Linked DNA regions of Mus musculus: region 2 is linked to region 1. A link is a loop called in an ENCODE intact Hi-C map of the cell type or tissue named here. Cell type or tissue: left cerebral cortex. All regions are shown on one strand. Each heading gives the region's core, and the rest is flanking DNA. Links, peaks and the distances in the headings are about the cores only. Region 1 has its middle 26 kb from the start of Scaf4. Region 2 has its middle 38 kb from the start of Ifnar2.

Region 1 (2,916 bases), core at 281-2,780:
CAAAACAAAACAAAATAATAATAATAATTACTTCTCAAATAACATTTTACAGTAAACTACTCAATGTGTTGACTCTGCCTAAGCTCAACTGTGCAATCTTTCTTCTTTTTTTTTTTTTTGTTTTTTTCGAGACAGGGTTTCTCTGTGTAGCCCTGGCTGTCCTGGAACTCACTTTGTAGACCAGGCTGGCCTTGAACTCAGAAATCCTCCTGCCTCTTCCTCCCGAGTGCTGGGATTAAAGGCGTGCGCCACCACCGCCCGGCCTTCTTTTTTTTTTTTAATTATTTATTTATTTTATGTACACAAGTAAACTGTAGCTATCTTCACACACACCAGAAGGGGGCATCAGATCCCATTATGGATGGTTGTGAGCCACCATGTGGTTCCTGGGAATTGAACTCAGGACCTCCAGAAAAGCAGTCAGTGCTCTTTAACTGCTGAGCCACCTCTCCAGCCTGCCTTTCTTCTTTTTAAAAGATATGAGATAAAACTTCATAAAAGAATGTACCATTAAATTAAGGGATACTCTCCAAAAACATATTTCCCTGAAATAGAAAAACCTTAGAAATAAATTCACTTATGTATAAAATCGTAAGGCCTCTGTGTGAGAACCACTTAACATCTGGCTTCCTGTGTGGTCACTAGGATGGGCCTGGGAGTGAGCGGATGAACAGAAATAAACCCAACCTCACCCAGCCCTTTCCCCTCTGGTATGTCGAGGGACACTGGCAAAGAGACAGCAATTCAGTGTGTACCCAGTGGACATAAGCTGGATCCCAAACGCGGTTAGAAAGGAGGAGCCAAGCCACGGAGTAAACACTGAGAGTCTTGAAGGTGCTGCAGGGCTCTGCGGTTTCAGACTTACTATTGGTTGACTATAGGTCAACCTGAATACTCCCAATAAACGCTGGAAAGCCTAAATGACCCCAGTTTTAAATGTTAGTGCGCTGTGGTTTTCTGAATGGAAGACTTGGCTCTAAGTCGTATCCTTCCTGGTCACTGTCAGGGTTAACACGGCTTATGTTCCTGAGGTGTCTGCCTAGTTGCTCACCTGTCAACCTTCCCCTTTGCTCAGTCTTCCTCAGATGGTCCATGGCTAAAGGCTGTAGGATTACATCACTTGCATCACAAATGGAAGAAATGTACTTACTCCTAGTTCCCTTAACTCTTAGCAAGCCATTATCCTTGACTTGCCCGAGTGTATGCAATACCATCTCAGGAATGGAAATATTGCAGTAAATATTATTTGGGGGGTTTCTACCCCACCTTTAATCATCTAGTTCCCAAATAAAAGACCCAAACCTTTATGTTTATAATAAGCCTTAAAGTAGCAAAACTGGGCAGATATCAACCCCCTATGCTGTTTTGCCTACTTCTCTGTCAGTAATCCCAAGATATCACTTGCCATGTTCCATCTGAGCCACTCCTACTCCATCAGGCCAGTCTTGGGGGGGGGGGGGGCATGTATTCACAATCTACCTACCCCATGGTGCCTTGTTCTGTCTTCTTCCTCTCTCCCTCTTTGTCTCTGACTCAGACTCCAAGCTCTGGAACTGAAGCCCCGCCCACCTCTCTTCCACCTAGCTACAAGTTGTAGGCATCTTTATTCAAACACCAGTTTAAAAGAAGGAACGAGGTTTGCACAACAAAAGCTGCCATACTGGAGAATTCACTCCTCTTGAGGCAACTAGACCTTGGAATACAGAATTTAGCATTACAATACATAGCAACAGACCAGACCTCAGCAAAAAGAGAAGGAATATACTTTCTAAGAAAACAGCCATCTATAGACACAGTTAGTAGGTTAAACCGCTTAGAAAGACTACATTTTTGGTTCTCAGTTACCAGTGAAACTGGCTCTTCGTCTTCTCTACATGATGTTAATACAAGACAGCTCACCAGTGCACAGGGTTGAAATATTTAATGTAACAAGATAAATATGGTCATCTCCAAGTAAATTTGGAATTCCTTTGTTGTTATTTAAGAAATTACTCTTTGGGGCTGGAGAGATGGCTCAGCAGTTAAGAGCACTGGCTGCTCTACCAGAAGACCTGGGTTCAATTCCCAGCCCCCCATGGCAGCTCTCAACTGTCTTTAACTCCTGTTCTAGGGGAGCCGACCCCTCACAGACATACATGTAGTCAAATTACCAATGTACATAAGATAAAAATAAATAATTTTTTTTAAAAAAAGAAATTACTCTTCAAATACTTTTTTTAAAAAAAGTAGATGCAGATTTCAAAAATAAAGTTCTGGGTCCGAGTCTACACTCCATTTGGTTTTTATAATCTGTGAGGTCTTGCCTACAACCTGTGACTCAGAAAATGGCAGCAAGAAAGGACCCTGATATAGCTGTCTCTTGTGAGACTATGCCGGGGCCTAGCAAACATAGAAGTGGATGCTCACAGTCAGCTATTGGATAGATCACAGGGCCCCCAATGGAGGAGCTAGAGAAAGTACCCAAGGAGCTAAAGGGATCTGCAACCCTATAGGTGGAACAACATTATGAACTAACCAGTATCCTGGAGCTCTTGACTCTAGCTGCATATGTATCAAAAGTTGGCCTAGTCAGCCATCACTGGAAAGAGAGGCCCATTGGACATGCAAAGTTTATATGCCCCAGTACAGGGGAATGCCAGGGCCCAAAAGTGGCAGTCGGTGGGTAGAGGAGTGGGGGGGGGGGGGGGCGAGGGAAAAAAAAAAAAAAAAGAAAAGAAAATGGCAGCAAATCCTATATTTTTCAAGAAAGCAGCGTTGAGTGGAAGAAATCAGGTGCTTTGACGTTTAACACTTACTCTTTTTCTTGGTAAATGGAGAGAGAAGAGACAGCAGAGGGTATACCTGAGAGGTTAGGAATTCACAGAGTTCGGGGCTGGGCTGGCAGTGGGGCCCCCTAAAGACTCTGTAACTGGATGC
Region 2 (2,916 bases), core at 323-2,822, 1.0 Mb before region 1:
TTGAACTCAGGACCTTCGGAAGAACAGTCAGTGCTCTTAACCGCTGAGCCATCTCTCCAGCCCCATTCATGTGTCTTTCCAGGAGGCCTTTTTACATGGGACTGTTTGGGCATCTGCCTTAGTTAGGGTTTCTACTGCTGTGGTAAGACAATGACCATAAGCAACTTGGGGAGGAAACGATTTATTTCAGATTATAGCTTGTAAGTCTGTCCCCGGGGGAAGCTAGGACTGGAACTCAGGGCAGGGACCAGGAGGCAGGAACTGAAGCAGAGACGTGGAGGGGCATCACTTACTAACTTGTTTCCCATGGCTTGCTCAGTCTGCTTCCTTACAACCCCCAGAACGGCCTGAGTACTGTCCTGTTCGAGTAAAGCCCTGCCCACGGTGAGCTTTGTCTCCCACATCAATCATCAACCAAAAAATGGCCCCAGGCTTGTCTGCAGGCCAATATGGTGGGGACATTTTTCTCAACTGCGGTACTCTCTTCCAAGCTGACACAAGCCTGGTCACGACGGCTTCCTGACTGCACAGCAGCCTCTCAGACCTTTCAGGGCATTGGTTTTCTGGGTCTGTACAAGTGTGCCAGAGGCCAGTGTGGAAGCTGCATAACCTTTTATGGTTTTGCTCCCAGAGTCCTGCAACTCACTCCCATCTTAGACTGTTGGTTGCAGGGGAGTTAAAAGTCTGCCTAAACTCAAGGCGGATGGGCACAGACTCCTCTCTCGATGGAAGAAGAATGGATTATAGAAGATCAGCTATGATGGAAGACATGCCTGCATCCGCCTTTGGGGATTACACATGGGTCTATATTAGCATACCATATCCATACATATAAGTAATCATGTATGTGAATAGTTATATGTTATGTATAATTATTCACGACCCTATGGATACCATATATACCACATCCTAAACAGAAGGTTTCTGGTGGTCCATGCCTATGATGCACAGCACTTAGGAAGTGGAGGCAGGAGGATCAGAAATTACAAGCCATTCTTAGATACATAGTGGACTAAGGTCCAGCCTGGGCTAAGTGAGAATCTCCCTGGATAAAGAAAAGCAAAGGAAGTTACTCAGCGGTGAGTGTGTCAGTGGTGAGAGGGGCTGCCTTTCTTATGACCGCTCTCAAGGATGTTTTCCTTCATGCCCTGAGAGCTGAGAGTTCTCTCTTCAGAAGCCTGCCAAGTGATTTTGAGGGATAAGCCAGAAAGTACTGCTCTTTTTGCTATTGCTTAACAACATTGGCTGGTGTGTGGGTATAGGCATAACAAACCTTTCTTCCCATTTTATTGATGGGGAAACTGAGGCTATGAAAAATCTCCCAAGAGTCTAGCCTATAACAAAACTAACCAGGAATCTGCATTTGTGGTTTCTGAACTGAAACCTCCCCAGGGATCCCCCAGGGGAGTGGAACCCTCAAGGATTCCGATGGGTCCTCGGGACTCTTATAATTCTTGGATGTTAGTGTTGATCCAGCAGCCCCACAGAGCTGAGGATGGTTTCCTCTCTTACTGGAGATCCTCAGTGGCTCCCCAGCACCACCAGCAAGAACAGATCTAAATGTGCAGGGTGCTCAGGGCCCTCCCTGGTGGGACCTGTGTGTATGCCTGTATGTCCTGCACACACACATACAAATGTACAGAGATACCACTCCTCATAGTTAAGCCAGCTCTGCTGGAGACCTATAGACATTTGGCAGAGATAATGCCCTCTGGACAGGCCATAGGCCCCCACCCCCAACTCCACCCTCTTCCCTGAAGAGCTCTCTGGAATTGCAACAAAAGGGAGAGACCCGGCTCTGACATTTTCTTTGTTCACAGGAGCTGAAAGAGAATAGCAGCACTGGCCGGGCTGACAAGAAGAGTGATGGGGTGGAGGCACCGGCTGCTGAGGGGCCAGAGAAGTCTTGGGGAAGTTTCCATATGTGACTACTTTCTGAAAAGACTTGGATCCAACTGCGCTCTTTTTTGGACCTAGCTTGTTCCTTGCCGATCCAATAGGTCTCAAGTGGCCCATAAAATTTTTACTACATTTTGTCCACCCGTGGATACTGTGACCTAACGTGACCCAATCAGGGAGCTGTTTGGCAATGTTTTCAGAGGGGACCAGAACGTCCTGGGGCTGTGGCCGAATTGACAGTGTTTGCTTTAATCAGGAATGATGGCTTCTGGTGGGAATCAGAGGCAGGTGGTGCAGAGAGCCGTGAACTTTGTCACAGCACAGTGACTTCTGTAAAATTCACAGCAGTTCCTTCCAACTCTTTCTGGATGAGCAGTGGGGACTACAAATGTCTGGTGAGCTGCAAGGAATGACGGGTACAGTGTCTGGTTTTAGTCTTGAACTCGGGCAGGGAAGTTTGCATGGGTTAAACCATGGATGGCCGCAGTTGTTTGAGAATATTCTACTCTGTCATTTTGATTGAATAACTCAGAGAAGTAAATGGAAATACATGAGAAAGGTCATTTCTTTGTTTTTGTTGCTATAGCAGAGCATCTGAGATTAGGTAACTGATAAAGAAGAGGAGTTGCTTTTGGCTGAGAAGTTCAAGGTCAGTTGGACAGCTCTCGTAAGGGCTTTATGTTGCTTTAAACATGGTGTGGGGGTGGGAAGTGAAATAGCTGCTTGCAAAACAGGAGAGGGGGCTGACTCTTGTTCTGGTTCAGTCATTTTTTTCTTTTCTTTTTTAAAAAAATTTTTTTATTGGTTATTTTATTTATTTATATTTCAAATGTCCTCCTTCCTGGTCTCCCCTCTGCAAACCTCCCATCCCATCTGCCCTCCCCTTTGTCTCTAAGAGGGTGCTCCCCTGCACTCCCACCTCACCCCTCTTGCTGGGACATCAAACCTCCACAGGATCAAGGGCCTCTCCTCTCACTGATGCCAGATATGACCATCCTCTGCTACATATGCAGCTGG

The links. Hi-C counts contacts between places; a loop is a spot of excess contacts. Peaks named below come from ENCODE experiments on the same cell type or tissue, not always from the same donor. Only the 100,000 strongest peaks of a DNase experiment are listed, where the experiment ranks them.
Region 2: it touches region 1 in a loop (5-fold over the local background); 2 of 42 quality-filtered maps call a loop at or near these places.

Annotation. Positions count from the first base shown.
Region 1 is chr16:90,308,705-90,311,620 of GRCm38, reverse strand. No RefSeq gene overlaps it. Among named protein-coding and RNA genes, the nearest start is that of Scaf4, 26 kb to the right of the region's middle. In left cerebral cortex, for the core only: a CTCF peak has its summit at 366 (motif pointing right); a DNase peak (open chromatin) is centred at 1,586.
Region 2 is chr16:91,333,574-91,336,489 of GRCm38, reverse strand. No RefSeq gene overlaps it. Among named protein-coding and RNA genes, the nearest start is that of Ifnar2, 38 kb to the left of the region's middle. In left cerebral cortex, for the core only: no CTCF peak of the experiment used is centred there; no DNase peak of the experiment used is centred there.